Linked DNA regions of Homo sapiens: all the other regions are linked to region 1. A link is a contact called in ENCODE Hi-C data. All regions are on one chromosome and are shown on one strand. Each heading gives the region's core, a stretch centred on a gene start or an enhancer-like site at or near the end of the contact. The rest is flanking DNA. Distances are from core to core; before and after follow the strand shown. Region 1 holds the start of MAOA (monoamine oxidase A). Region 2 holds the start of USP9X (ubiquitin specific peptidase 9 X-linked). Region 3 holds the start of MED14 (mediator complex subunit 14). Region 4 overlaps CASK (calcium/calmodulin dependent serine protein kinase).

Evidence for each region. Hi-C counts contacts between places; a loop is a spot of excess contacts on that map. Pooled maps may share reads with other maps.
Region 2: a loop to region 1 is called in a map of CD8-positive, alpha-beta T cell, with 8 times the contacts of the local background. The contact joins the promoter of USP9X here to the promoter of MAOA in region 1. A Hi-C loop is called at or near these places in 2 of 168 maps with a recorded cell type or tissue (CD8-positive, alpha-beta T cell and naive thymus-derived CD4-positive, alpha-beta T cell) and 9 of 50 pooled maps.
Region 3: a map of CD4-positive, alpha-beta T cell shows a loop between it and region 1 (7-fold over the local background). The contact joins the promoter of MED14 here to the promoter of MAOA in region 1. A Hi-C loop is called at or near these places in 2 of 168 maps with a recorded cell type or tissue (CD4-positive, alpha-beta T cell and naive thymus-derived CD4-positive, alpha-beta T cell) and 6 of 50 pooled maps.
Region 4: a loop to region 1 is called in a pooled map, with 3 times the contacts of the local background. The contact joins the enhancer-like site here to the promoter of MAOA in region 1. A Hi-C loop is called at or near these places in 4 of 50 pooled maps.

The regions. Positions count from the first base shown.
Region 1 is chrX:43,655,039-43,658,622 of GRCh38, forward strand. It overlaps MAOA (monoamine oxidase A), which reads left to right and starts at 1,261. Exons shown (of 15, transcript NM_000240.4): 1 at 1,261-1,376. The coding sequence starts at 1,304. RefSeq lists a silencer at 1-163 and an enhancer at 95-154.
Region 2 is chrX:41,083,519-41,087,148 of GRCh38, forward strand. USP9X (ubiquitin specific peptidase 9 X-linked) reads left to right here and starts at 1,927. Exons shown (of 45, transcript NM_001039591.3): 1 at 1,927-2,591. RefSeq lists enhancers at 878-1,172, 922-1,461, 2,000-2,537 and silencers at 1,082-1,151, 1,582-1,961, 2,662-3,121.
Region 3 is chrX:40,733,479-40,737,060 of GRCh38, forward strand. MED14 (mediator complex subunit 14) reads right to left here and starts at 2,064. Exons shown (of 31, transcript NM_004229.4): 1 at 1,720-2,064. The coding sequence starts at 1,934. It overlaps MED14OS (MED14 opposite strand), which reads left to right and starts at 2,212. Exons shown (of 2, transcript NR_169211.1): 1 at 2,212-2,312. RefSeq lists enhancers at 1,434-2,355, 2,356-3,276 and silencers at 1,672-2,051, 2,312-2,401.
Region 4 is chrX:41,557,604-41,561,244 of GRCh38, forward strand. CASK (calcium/calmodulin dependent serine protein kinase) reads right to left here. Exons shown (of 27, transcript NM_001367721.1): 18 at 2,176-2,244. Among named protein-coding and RNA genes, the nearest start is that of CASK-AS1, 42 kb to the left of the region's middle. Within about 2 kb of position 2,273, at least 5 of the 41 ENCODE cell types and tissues checked have a DNase peak (open chromatin) inside an H3K27ac peak, as active enhancers do.

The DNA of each region.
Region 1 (3,584 bases), core at 11-2,510:
CCCAGCGCCCAGCGTGCTCCAGAAACATGAGCACAAACGCCTCAGCCTCCTTCCCCGGCGGCACCGGCACCGGCACCAGTACCCGCACCAGTACCGGCACCGGCACCAGTACCCGCACCAGTACCGGCACCGGCACCAGTACCCGCACCAGTACCGGCACCGGCACCGAGCGCAAGGCGGAGGGCCCGCCCGAAGCCGGGGGCACAACTGCCCAGGTCCCGAACCCGGACTCCAGCTTGGACGACACCTCCTACAGCCTGTCCGAATGGAGCGTCCGTTCTGAGTGGCGGTCCGTCTCGGATCCGCTAGCCAGTTCCCAGTGGAGCACGTCCTCAACTGCCGAGGCCGCCTCCTGGAGCTCCAGCATACACTCCCCAATCAGCACTACCGGTCTTAGCGAGAGTACTGACTCCGACTCCAAGAGTGGCCTCCGGGGTTTCAGCGCTTACAACCCGAGCAGTCGGATCCCCAAGTCTACCACCAGCTCGAACTCCTCCGATGGGGCCGTCACAGCCTCCAATCAGGACACCGGCATTCCCTGGGTATTAGTAACAGGACCTACCCCGCCCGTAAACTCCCCCGTAGAGTCATTGCAAGGGTCTGCCTTCTCCTCAGGGTTCAGCACCCCACGGGGTTTGGTAAAAGGACCGACCCTGCCCCCGGATTCCAACCTGACCTCAGTGTCCGACTACACTTGGATATTTGTACGGGGACCTCCTATACCCAATGACCTTTCGCAAGTGTCAATACAAGCACCTCCTACACCCAGTAACACCCCCGAGTGTCAGTACAAGGGTCTGCCGCATCCTCAGTGTCCAGCTTCCCCTGGGGTTTGGTACCAGGACCACCTCTACCCAATAACATTTCCCCAGTGTCGCCACAAGCACCTCCTGCACCCCATAACATCCCCCCAGTGTCAAGGCAGGCGTCTACCCCCACCTCAGTGCCTGACACTCCGCGGGGTTCAATACAAGAACCTCCTGCACCCAGTAATCCTTTCCAGCTGCCGACACAAGGACATTCTAAACCTAATAACTCTCGCCGAGTGTCAGTACAAGGGTCCGCCCCGCTCTCAGTGCCCAGCTCCCCCCGGGTATCAGCTGAAACATCAGCTCCGCCCCTGGGCGCTCCCGGAGTATCAGCAAAAGGGTTCGCCCCGCCCACAGTGCCCGGCTCCCCCCGGGTATCAAAAGAAGGATCGGCTCCGCCCCCGGGCTCCCCGGGGGAGTTGATAGAAGGGTCCTTCCCACCCTTTGCCGTCCCCACTCCTGTGCCTACGACCCAGGAGCGTGTCAGCCAAAGCATGGAGAATCAAGAGAAGGCGAGTATCGCGGGCCACATGTTCGACGTAGTCGTGATCGGAGGTGGCATTTCAGGTCAGTGTGGACCGTAGCGGTGGCCTGGGGGACCCTGGCCAGTGAGGGGTAGGGGAACCTACAGTAGCTCTTGTGGTGTTTGGGGGTCTCTCATGCATGCGAGAGTGTAGTGTAGCCATGGCTTGGCCCCATATCCTGCGAGGTAGGAGTGGGGGTTGTGCCAGTTTTGCTGGTGGTGTGACTGGGGGAGGCAGACACAATAATTTTACTACTACTACTATTAAATACTAATATTTAATTAGCTCTTGCTGTGCAGTTGTATTTAGCACTTTACGTGGATTTTCTCAGTCCTCAACAGTCCTGTGAGGTGGGAACTAAATTCATCCCCGTTTTGCAAAACCAAGAAACTGAGGTCTGGGGAGTTTCAATAACTCTCTTGAGGTCGAATCACCTAGCTTGTAAGTGGCTGAACGATTTTCTCCCATTTAAGACCTGCAGTACTAATTCCTGAGGTGGCTGCTTTGCCTCACTGATTTCATATCCTTTGCCCTAAACAGAACATCAGGATACAGATTTCTGTAGTATTGAGGGAGCAGTAGTGTTATTCCAGTCCTGCTCTTCTCTATTTTCCGTAGAAAATTTAGTAGGTGAAGAGGAAGGAGGTAGACTCCTTTAAGAAAAGGTTAAAAAAAAAAAGAGGAGAAGAGGGGGTGAGCTCTTAAACTATTCCTGTGTGTGTGTGTGTGTGTGTGTGTGTGTGTGTGTGTATGAACTGTGTTTATATATATATATGAACTGTGTTTATATATATATATGAACTGTGTTTATATATATATATGAACTGTGTTTATATATATATATGAACTGTGTTTATATATATATATGAACTGTGTTTATATATATATATATGAACTGTGTTTATATATATATATATATGAACTGTGTGTGTGTATATATATATATGAACTTGCAGGAAGGTGTAGGACATTTATTGTCCAAAGAGAATCCCTTTATGAAGCAGGGGCTGAGTGCCCTGTTGTATCCTCCTTCCTCCTTTCACTAAGAGCTCCCACCACCTGAATCTTGTCTTCTGATGAGCCAGTTGGTGGGCCAGGGTGCCCCTGGTCCTGGCTTGGATTTGTGGCTAACCAAGTGAGTGGTGCATGAGGCTTTCCAATATCTTCCTGGAAGCCTCATCATGATTGATATATTGTCGCCTATGTTGCCATCATTGGTAAAATGTTTGAAAATTAGGAATTTTGTTGCCTTTCATCCCTGGCTAGAATACCACACTGACCTATCCTCCCCCTACTAGGTGTTAATAATTTCTGAGTTATCCCTGCAGGATCTGATTCAGAAAGAGAAAGCTGATGGGAGGGAGTAAGTAGAGTGGCCCCACAGTAGCCATTTTTATATATAAATCTTTCGAGGAGACTCTGAACATGCTACAAATTAATGTTGGGTAGAGATAGCTTTATCTGAACCCAACATTGTTTATCCTGAACAGGCCAAGAGAAGAGATTGGCATGAACTGTTGCTTTGCCAGTTCCAGCCAGTACCAGCAAAAACATACATGTATGTTGGAGCATCAGAGGAAAGCAGCTCCTGGTGGAGAGTAAGAAAAAGGAGTATTTCAGCTTGTTTCTCTTTATTTATTTATGTATTTATTTATTCATTCAAAAAACACTTGTTGAGTACCTGCAATGAAGTGGACTGCTGTTTCCCAAAATCTGGTCCCACTAGGCAAGCCTCCTAAAAGCAATATGGTTGTAGATCACTGGAAAATAAATATGATGACAATGTGTTATATACATTGACTAGGGGTTCTGGGTCCTCTCCCATCTCCATACCATCTGTATTCTGCAATTCAGAGTTCTTTCTGGGATTTTATTCTTAGTCTTTTTCTTGTTCAGTCTCCAGAATTCCTTAAGGAGCGCGGTTTTTTTATTTTTCCTCTGCCTGATTACCTGCTCTTCCTCCCTTTCTATACTTTATGCTCCATACTTGGTCATTAGCAGAGGTGAAATTACCATGTAGCTGATAAACTTTATGCTTTATGGCCTTATAACTGTAGGTTGCTTCTGGTTCTCATTCTAAATAAATAACCAGTTTCATACTCAGTCCTGTATTTGCAATTTTGCTTTCTTATTTCTTAGAGAGGATACCCAAGTTATATATAAGTTGTAGGTCCCACAAAACCTGAATCTGTCCATAGTCACTCTTAATTATTAATTTATTTCCATTTGGGGGAAGTAGAGGGCATTTCTT
Region 2 (3,630 bases), core at 677-3,176, 2.6 Mb before region 1:
GTGAGAGGGGACATCCTTGTTAAAGGTGCACTTTTGATAGGGTTAAAAGACCAGTGTTCAACACTTTCCAATCCTGACTTCGGGCAAATCATTTACCCTTTCTGTTTCCTTATCTAAAATAGAAAATAACAGCCTATAGTGTACGCGGGTGGTCGTGTCTGCTTTTTAGAAGCCCATGAGCTAGTGGGGAAGCAAATGATTCATGGAAATAATTATAAAAACAAGGTAACATATGCTAAGAGTTATTAGGGCTATGAATGATACATCTTGGATACCCTATTAGATAATTTGTGGTGAAAAATTTGTAAACAATCTTGTGCTAAATAGAGAAATGGTTTAAAAATTTAAGATACCAATAACTTGCTTTCACTGTCACCTACATTAGTTTGGTTCCATTTTTAACAGTCTTTTATTACAAACTGATATAATCATAGCATAACTAAATTCAACCCTCTTCTCTATAAAATAGATCTCGGTTTGTAGGGTTTTACTATGATTTTGCATGCCATTTGATGTCCACAGGTATTTTTTAAGTCAAAAGGAAATCTGTAAATTAGGAACTGTTAATTTCCTCTTCATTTGGGCATCCTAGGTAGACTGTACAGATTTGTTCCAAGCACCCCATTAATTTGAGATTAGCCTAAGTTTTTCCTATGCCCGCACTTTGGAATATAAACATGTAGAAAATAGTCCATGACACAGCGGATGGGTTCATAAGTTTCTTCCGGGTCCTAACACCGAATTGTGCTGATGATCTGGCAATGGAGGCTAATCTTGCCACATCAAGTACGGCCTATTCGCTAAGCCGTCTGGGGCACTTTATAATTTTTTTCTTTGCTGGTCTGTTTGAAGGGCTCCTATGGCCAAAAAGGTGGTCAGTCCCGTCAGCTAGGCTGTGAGGACGCCTAAACGCTTTGAGGACGCCTAAACGCTTTGAGGTAGTGATGATGCATGATCGTGTGAAAGAGTTTCTCAGAGCACCTCCCTCGCGGGGTGGGGAAAAGGACCTCACTCCCCACGCCCCCTCCTTCCGCTGCGGGAGATAGCCACACCTTCCCCCTATCGGCGCCAAGCAGGTGGCCAGGCCCTCGGGACCTCGCGCCCCCGCAGCCAGTGGCCCGGCCAGCTCGTGCGTCACGTGACGCGGGTCAGCTGCACCGCCGGGACCTCCAGGCACCGCGGCGGCGACCGCCCAGCGCGTGGTCTCGAGATCTCATCTTTCCGCGCCCCTCCCCCCACGGTCCCGGAAAAGGGGGAGGCCGGTGACGTCATCATCCGGGTTCTTGTCGGCGGGGCTACGGTTCACAATGGAACAAAAACAAGCGGCCCGAGTCAAACTATGAGCGACGCGGCTGCGGCTCACGCGATTAACCCTGTCGTGGCCACACACCCCGCCAGTCCCTGCCGCCCAGCCCCTCCCGAGTGGTGTGCCAGATCTTTTCGGGCCTCCCTTCCCCAACTTCGGTCCTAGAGCCACCTCTGCCCTCGTCCCGCTCCTGAGCCGAGGGGCATGGAACAGGATTTCTGGCCGTAGCACGACCCTGAAGGGGCCAGCCGGAAGAAACAGTACTGCGCGAACAATCTTTACCGCATTGTCTTCCCCTCCCCCACCCTAGCTCTCCGGGTTCCCGGCGGCTCGCGCCGAAGCCCGGCCCCCTCAGCGGCTCGCGCTGCTCTCCCAGCCTTGACGGCCCGGGGTGGAGGGAGAGAAGAGGGGGCAGCTGAGCGGGAGGGGGCTGGGCAGGAGCAGGGGGAGGGCCGAAAGGAGGGGCCTGAAAGGGGCGGGCCCTGACGGGGGCGGAGAACTTCGGGTCTTGGGCGGCTCTGGGGCTAGTGGGAGTCTGCGCCGCCGCCGCCGCCGCCACCGCTGCTGCCGCCGTCGCCGCTACCGCCGCCGCCACTGGCCGAGCGGTTTTTTTTTTTTTGGTTTGCCGGATCCGCCATATTGACGAGGACGGGCATCCGCGGCTGCGGACGCTAGTCTCCGCCGCCGCCGGAGCCGCAACCTCTCCGCACCCGGCCCCGTCAGGGCCTCTGTCGCGCCTAGCCCCTCCCCGCCTTACACAGCTCCCGGGCCTCGCGGGAGCCCGCCGCCGCCGCCTCTCTCTCACGGGAGGCGGCCGCCTTAGCGCCCGGTGCTTGGGTCGGCGCCGGGAGCGAGGAGCGAGCTACTTCAAAGCCACCAGGCCTGGAGCGGGGACAGAGGCGGCGACTAGGGGAAGGTGAAGCCGTCGCTGCAGGAGGAGGAGCAGGAGGAGGTGACGCAGGAGAAACGCACCGCCCGGAGCCCGTCTGAGCTCAGCGAGAGCCCCAGCCTGAGGGGAGAAGGGGAAGAGGGCCGTCGCCGGCCAAGGAGGAGGAGGAGGCGGGCGCGGCGAGGAGCGAGTTCCGGCGCCGGTGTGCAGCCTTTTGGTTGAGACGCCCGCAGCCCCGAGCCCGGCCGCCGCAGCCTTTCGATACACTTTGTTGCCGGTCACCCCCGGGCCTGGGATGCACCCAGGGTAGGTCTCGTCCCGGGACCGAGCCCCACCGTCGCCTGGTGCCTCCCGCCTCCGTGTGCCCTGGTTGTGAGAAGACGTCTGTGTCGTGCGGTGAGTGGCCAGCTGCACTGGGGCGACGCTCTTTCCCGGGGCCAACAGCTGGATGTGGGTGAGGGGAGGAGGGCGAGGGGGGTGTGCGTGTGTGCGAGCCTCTTCCCTCGGCGGCTGCCGGCCAGGCTGGGGCTTCCCCGTTCCCCCTCCTCCGGCCCGGGCTGGGCGGGCGCGCGGGCCCGTGTTGTGTGTGGAGCCGGTGTCCCGAGAGCGTGTCTGTGTGTTTTGGACTGTAAGGGAAAATGGCTGACGGCTCCGTCCCTCCCCCTCCTCCCCCTTCCCGTCCTGTCTGGGGCCGAGTAGGAGGATGGAGTCTCCGGGCGTGGCGGGCAGCCCCCCCGCCGTCCGCACCCGGGGGCCGGGTCGGTTTGGGGGCTGGCCGCCCCCCGCCCGGCGGCCGCTTTCCTACCCGGTCTGGTTCCACTTGACACCAAACGCCATTACTGAGGTGGAGTGATTTGGAGCTGGGGAGCTAGGCCTCGGCTACGCCTGGCTATCAGGCCTGACGACTTGTCCGCCTCCCCCCACCCTCCCGCGATAACCCGCAGTTTCTCCCCGGCCCTGGGCTCCTGGAGTGGGAGCTGGGTTATCGGCCTCCTACACCTCCTTCGCCCCGCTTTATTTGCAGAGGGCCAAAGCCGTGAAAGGGGTTTTTGAATGCAGAAATCGCTTCCAAGCTAGCTTGGACCTATTACCTTTCTATTTTTAACTGTTTCTGCAAATATTAGCATGTGCGAGTTTGGTAGTGATCAGGTCTTCAGATTCTTGTGACGTGAGGCTTAGGGTTGGATAAATGGCTGATTTTTCATTCATTGTGAAATAAGTTAAAGAGTTATACAGCAGGTGTGTAGATGGCTTCTTAAATTATTTGTGTGGATTTCTGTAGCGACTAGAACTTACACGAGAATTTGCAAAATTTCTAGTAGAACCTGCTTAAATTAAGCATGTTATTTTTTGGAAGTTCCATAGTTACAACGTTAATTGAATTTACACGGTGCAGTTTACAGGTGTATATAATTGCTTCAGATTGTCTTTTAGT
Region 3 (3,582 bases), core at 814-3,313, 2.9 Mb before region 1:
TCCTGGCTATTTTGTGGAGAAGAAACTATAGAAGGGGCAAGGGAACTACAGAGATACCAGTGAACTGACTATTGCAGTACACAGGTGAAGGATTAGGTGGCTTGGACCAGCACTTGGTGGAAGTGTTGAGAAATGGTCAGACTCTGAAGTCAAAGATAACAGGACTTGCTGATGTATGTAGGATGTGAAGAGAGAGGAGCCAGGAGTTATTCCAAAATATTTGGCCTGAGCAACAACAGGAAGAATGGAGAGACTAGTGAGATAGCAAAGAAGGTTCTGCAGGAGGGAGGACAGTGGAATCAGGAGTTTGGTGCTGGAGTTGCTATGTTGAAATGCCCATCAAGATACTGAAATGTAGGCATCTGGATATAGAGTCTGGAGTTCATCAGAGAGGTCTGTGCTGGAGATACAAATATGGGAACCATCACATAAAGGGTGTGGGACTATAACTACATACTTATTCTACGGCAATAAAACAGATGTTCCTCTCTTCATAAGCCAAGTCCTAAAATAGTAAAAAGACAACCACAATTCAAGGAATTTCTACAAATCCCCTATGGAAAAGCAAATTACACCACCGATAGCAGCAGTTTTCAACATTTTTTTTCCCACAGCTCTATATAGGCACATACATGAAACTTTCTCATGGATATTCTTGGATTTTTATGAAATCCAACAATAAATGGTGCAGAGAGGTATATCATTATAATAGTCCCTAAACCTGACAGCGATTTAAATTTCTCATTAGCCATGGGTAGGCTTCTTTAACACTACTTTTTTCTGTCCCATTCAAAAAAGTACAATACATCAAAACTGAGAATGACGTTTTACAGGAGTTAAGTAGAGCCTACTCTTTCAGTCATCTGCAAACAAGTATCTGTTATCAGTCTCTAAAAACAAATTACTGTGACGCTTTAGAGCCTAATATCTGCATACTAATGTATCTCAATTGATAACCCTGATCTGAAGTCTTGCAATAGATAAAAAATAAAATTCTGATTAACTTTTTCTGAACCTGGGTTATAAGATGTACAACAGAGTCCCAAAATGTTACGGTGCCTTTTCTTCACACACTGAAATTCGTTAGTATATTCTGATCCTATTCTGAAGGGATTAACAACTTAATCATGCCCCAAGGCATTTCATGGGTAACTAGGTGATTTATAAACCCCCTTCATACTCCAAGAAATAACAGACTACTTACAAAAAAATTTTACTCACACTAACTTCATTAAGACCTCAAACACTCAAAAGTTCCAGAAAAAAAGTACTTTGAATTCAAATTTGTATTTTATACACAACGTATGTAGCTCCTGCATTAACTTAGAAGCAATAACAGCTTACATTTAAAACGTATCGTCAAGAGGCTGTAATACAAATTTCCCATCTATAGAGTTTTTTCTAAAAGCTCGAATATTATGTATTCCAGCCAAGAAATCAAGAGAGTTCTGTTGGGAACTCGGACAAAAATTTCACACAATTTTCAGTGGAAGTGTAACAACACGCAAAATTAACAAGTCTCTGTTGCATCGTTGCCAGGAAGACCCCAGATACAAAGCTTCTTCTCCACCTCTGCTGAACCCCAGGAGTTCAAAAATTCTAGACTAAGCAGTCCAGCGGAGAACACAGCAGCCTCTCGGGGAGAGGGAGGTGCAAACGTCTCAGCCGGTTGGGCGGGAAGGGGGGCTGGGGAACAGGCAGGGGTTTCGGGGCACTTACAGGTCCGTCAACACCATAAGCTCCGAGTAGGCCCGGTGCAGCAGAAATTCAATGAGGGTGCTCAGCCGGTAGCCCGGGCTAGCCGCAGCTGCAGCGGCCGCCGCCACGGCGGCTCCCGGGGGAGGAGGGGCTGGGGCTGACGGGGGTCCGCCGCTGCCCCCGCCGCCGCCTCCGGGCGGGACCAGCTGGTGGTTCTCCAGCTGCACTGGGGCCATGGCGGCGCAGGACCGGGCTTGGCGCAACGGCACACGATGCGGTCCTCGAGCCTCCCGGGCGCTCGGTCACCGCGCCGAAACGGGAGCGGGCAGAGTCGCCACCGCCTACCGCCGGGCCGCCTCAGAACAGGAAGCCGTGCGCCGACCGCGGAAGCCCGCCCCCATGTAGCGAGAAGTCCGCCGACCCCAGGGACAGGAGCGAGGGGCGGGGGGAGGCGGGGATGGGGGGGAAGCAGGGCGGCCCCGCAGAGGGGAAGCTGCGCCTCCGCAAACGCTCAGAAGCAGCTTCGCCAGACAGCCGCAACGTACATGTTGACTGCCCGAGGCGGAAGTCGATCGGCAGAGCGGAAGGGGGACCTGCAGAGGACCTTCCGACAGGTCTGTGTCTGTTCTCTCAGCTGTCTAGCACCGCAGCGCTGGGGGGCGCGTGGGAGTGAGGCGGTACCTGTGAGCGCGCGGGAGAGCGGAAAAGGGAGCCGCGCGCCGCCGGAAACCAGGGTGAGGGCTGAGCCGGAGTCGTCACCGGGAACGTCAGCAGTTGCCCCGCCCTTACCCTCGCCGCTCTCCCTCCCGCCTCCGCCCCCTGGCGTTGTAAAGGCGACAATTTGCCCAGAGAAATCCACCATCGCTTCCTAAGTGGGGCACAAACACAGCCAGGGGAGGCCTCCTCTAAATGTTCGTGAATTCTGGTTCTGGAATCGCGAAGAAATGGGAGCGGCCGCGCGCTTGTGATTCTCAGGCCTTTGCTCCTCCCATACACGTCCACGGCGCGTTACGTGGGAGAACGTTTTCGCCCCTTTTTTTTTTTTTCCAAACTGTGGGAAAAGGTGCTAGAAAATATGATTGCGGGTAGAGACAGGGCCGCTGGCAGAGTAACTCAATTTTAATAGAGTCGGGTGTATGCTGAGGTCGTCACCATCCCCCAAATCCTGTCAGTCCCACACAAAAACGGCCCTTAAATCCCCTGCCACGGGCTCTCATATAGTTTTTGTCCTTGCTCTTGCAGTCACCGCTCTATTCTGAAGGGCTTTTCAGTTCATCCATGCCTACCGACACTCCCGTCCCCCCCATCAAAGTCCACGTTTAATTTTTTGTACCTGCTTTAAAACAGCGATTCTCAACCTTGGCTGCACTTTGCAATTATCTGAGGAGCTGTTTTTTAAAAAAATACTTAGATATATGGGTTCCACCCCTGTAGATTCAGATTTAATTGGTCTGGCTTGAGGTCTGGGCTTGGGGAATTTTTGAACTTTCCTAAGGTGATTCTAACATGCCCTAACGTAGAGATTCACTATTAGAAGCATTCGTTGCTGCGACCCCTTTCAAACATCTTTTTGCAGTTTCATCTCCTCTTGGTGTAAGAGATGTTCATGATGTTCCCTAAGGTTAGAATATTCTTACTGTCATCACTTGGGTAATTCTTTATCATTGTTGAAAGCGGTTCATCTGCTTCTGAAGGTGTAAGCTCACTTGTTCCCTCCCTTGGTGGTCCTAAAGCACATTGAAACAGAATATCATTGTGCTAGTTATTAAAATGCATTGGGATTATTTATACCCCTTACAGATACAGTTGCTGGAAGGCAGCTACCTTATTTTTAAATATTATTTTTATTTTTAATTGATAGTATATACTTATGGCATACAATGT
Region 4 (3,641 bases), core at 1,023-3,522, 2.1 Mb before region 1:
AAATATTATTACTAGTAAGGGTAAAAGAGATATACATCAGAGAAGAACTCTTTTTTTAAGACTATTTTAGCAGATTGATTAAAACAATAATCTCAAGCCTATAACAATATTACACTTCCAGCAAAGATCCTAGGAGCCACAGCCACTCTTCCTATATCCAGGCTCCTCTATCGCTTGCTTTCTCTCTACTATTCTATACACTCAAAATATTTTCCAGGCTCCATTCCCTTAGTGTCCAAATCAACTTTAACGATAAGAACAAGGAGAGGAAGGAAATAAGTACTTTTTAATTTTTGCTTCTGTAGAGTTCTTTTAAGCCTTAGAAATGTGCATGTCTTTTTAAAAGACATTTTTTTTCCCCAGATGACTTAAGAGCATTTCTAGAACCTGTCAGCCTTAAAGGTAATGAGATCCCTTAGAAGAGCATTCTCATATGTTAGTGAGCAAGACTGATCTCCAGGTGCCACCCGCAGAGACTCAAGTCAGTAGAGCCAGGGTGAGGGGCAGGGGTCTACTCTTTAACCAAGGACCTGGGGGATGCAGATGCAGGTGGCCAGAGAGCCTTCTTTTTTTTTTTTTGAAGTATTGCCCTAGCTGGGAAGAGTCCAACCACAAGCTTGAATTCTGCCAGGGAACAGGAGGGCCAAAAAGGCTGGAGGTGGAGCTAGGAGAGAAGTATCATTATTTTTTCTACTATTCAAAGGCAAAGAAGGTAAGAGGGGTTCTTCTTACTCAAGAACATAGAATTTACATCTATGATACTGGTTCCACCCCAAACTAGTTCGACCATTTAAAAAAAAAAAGAGAAACTTATGTTGTATTAATAACTAACAGTACCTTCTGGTTAGTTAGCCAAAAAGACAAAAGTCAATTGTATTTACTAAATTTCTTCAACAGATGAGAAATGATATAAGGACATCTGTAACTCTGGAATATTAAAATTATTTACATAGAATGTTAAGTGTGACATTCTTTGTTTCCCAGCAAAGTTTGTGTTCTAGGTAACAAATTTCAATACTCTGAATCCTGGAACAGAAGCAATTCTGCATTTTCTTTTGAAATATACTATTAATTGAAGTTCCATAAAAAGCCACCAAGAGGAGCTCAAGACCCGTTACAACGGACACCTCAATTGCCATGGCTCACCAAAAATATACTTGACAAAACTATACATTTTAATATGTATCTTCAATAGGCTTTTAAAAAATATGAAGCCTCTGATTTTTCTTATGAAATTTACACCATCACTAGAGACTAGAAGTATTACAATTCTCTCTCAGGTTCTCCTAAGTACAAATCCAATAAGTTACCTGTCAGTCTTAAAAATAAACTTTAGGAAGTGTGTACTTCATATTGATGCACATACTCTCGGAAGATGCACATGAAAGAACAAGCTTCAATAAATAACACTCGAGCTGAACGTGCAATGACCAAAGGATGATATCATTTATGCCCATTTATATTTCCAATACAAAAAGAATAGATTTTTGAATCTCATTTAACAACCAACACAAAACTGAATAATATAGGTTGGAAGAACTATAATTTCTACAGGATAAGCCTATTTTAAGAAAGAAACTTTGGGGCTGTATTACTCTAGAAAACTTACTTGTTTACAGATCACATACCATTCTAAATTTAAACAGTTTTACAAAAGGTTGCAAAAGCCTATTTCCCTCTAGTGAAGTCAATTATCAATTCATTGCAGACTTAACTTCCATCTAGAGACCTGTCACAATTGTATGAACAACTGTATCTCAACAGAAATAGATCACTTCTCAGATCCTTAGAAAGAAGAACTATCTATGTGATTTCTTAACAAGGGAAGTGAATGAACTTCCTGGAAATATTACTGCAATTATGGCCTTTAGTTTTTTTCCCTCAGACACTCCGTTTTTTCCTTATTAAGCCTTATGTCATCATTTGTAACTTCTCTACATTTTGCTCAGATTTCAGCCTGCAAAAAGTTCAAAGTGCTGAGGAGATCCACATGGAAGCAGGGCTGAGTAGGTGGATGGGACCTACTCTGTTCCGTTATCTTTGTTGTAAAATTGGTGTGCAGTGATCTAACAGCACAGGCAGAAACAATTTCCCAGAAAGCAAAAACATACAGCCATCAGCAGACAGTTAGTTAAGAACTCAGAGCAGATGGGGGTGGTTTGTTAGAGTCATTACCTCACAGGACGAAGACTGAGTGCGGTAACTTGGCACAATCTTGAAGGTAATACTCCCCCGCATTTCCCTCTGGAGGGGGGGTGGTGGGAAAGAAAGAAAAGTTTTCTTACAAACAATTGTTCACAAAACCATGTAAGAAGCCACTCAAAACACATGGGGGCAATTAGCACAAGCCATCTGAGAGCACATAGCCGGAAAATGAAATGTAGTCATGAAGCAGGGACTGCTCGAGTTAACAGTAGAGTAAGTTCCTGGGAAAAGCCCAGCAGCCAATTGCCTTTTGCTCATACAGCAATGGTCTCACAGATCTTCAATGGTCACCTTTTTATAGATGTGAATACAAAACTTTCTAAGTGACATGCCTTTCAAAAGTGAATATACATTGAATTAGACAATAGACTAGGTAATTACATAAAAATTACATTGAGTATGCCACATTATAATGGTGTACCCCATAGAATATGCTTTTTACTTTTAAAAATTTTTTATTTATTTATTTTTTTGAGACAGAGTCTCGCTCTGTCATCCAGGCTGCAGTGCAGTGGCACCATCTCGGCTCACTGCAAACTCTGCCTTCCAGGTTCCAGTGATTCTCCTGCCTCAGCCTCCCGGGTAGCTGGGATTATAGGCACGCGCCACCATGCCTTGCTAATGTTTGTATTTTTAGTAGAGACGGGGTTTCACCATGTTGGCCAGGCTGGTCTCAAACTCCCGACTTCAGGTGATTCACCCACCTTGGCCTCCCAAAGTGCTGGGATTACAGGCATGAGCCACCGCACCCAGCCACTTTTTGCTTATTAATTTTGGCTTTTTTTTAAAAAAAAATTTTGGGCTGGGAGTGGTGGCTCACACCTGTCATCCCGGTACTTTGGGAGGCCAAGGCTGGTGGATCACCTGAGGTCGGGAGTTCGAGACCAGCCTGGCCAACATGGAGAAACCCCGTCTCTACTAAAAATGCAAACATTAGCAGGGTGTGGTAGCGCATGCCTGTAATCCCAGCTACTTGGGAGGCTGAGGCAGGAGAATCCCTTGAACTCGGGGGGCAGAGGTTGCAGTGAGCTGAGATCACGCCATTGCACTCCAGCCTGGGCAACAAGAGCAAAACTCCGTCTCAAAAAAAAGAAAAAAAAATGTTTGGTGAGTCTGTGAAGCTTATTTCATACTTAATAGGTATTCATAACCTGGGTGCTACTACACTGCAGTGGGAAAAGGGATCAGAGGCCCCAAACACCTCTGTCTGCTTGCTATGACAATGAACATAGGCAAAGGCTGTCATTTTGCCTTTTTAAAAAATCCAAAGCCTAATTTGAATACAGATTTTGGATATGTATGGTCAAAAATGGCCTGGTCTACCGTGGCTTTCCTCCCTTCTATGCTGTAGAGAAATCCACGACAGCTGGCTATGACTCAGCTCAACAGGAAAGAGGTTTCTGACACTGCTGATGTCAGGAGAGTTGAGGTCAGTG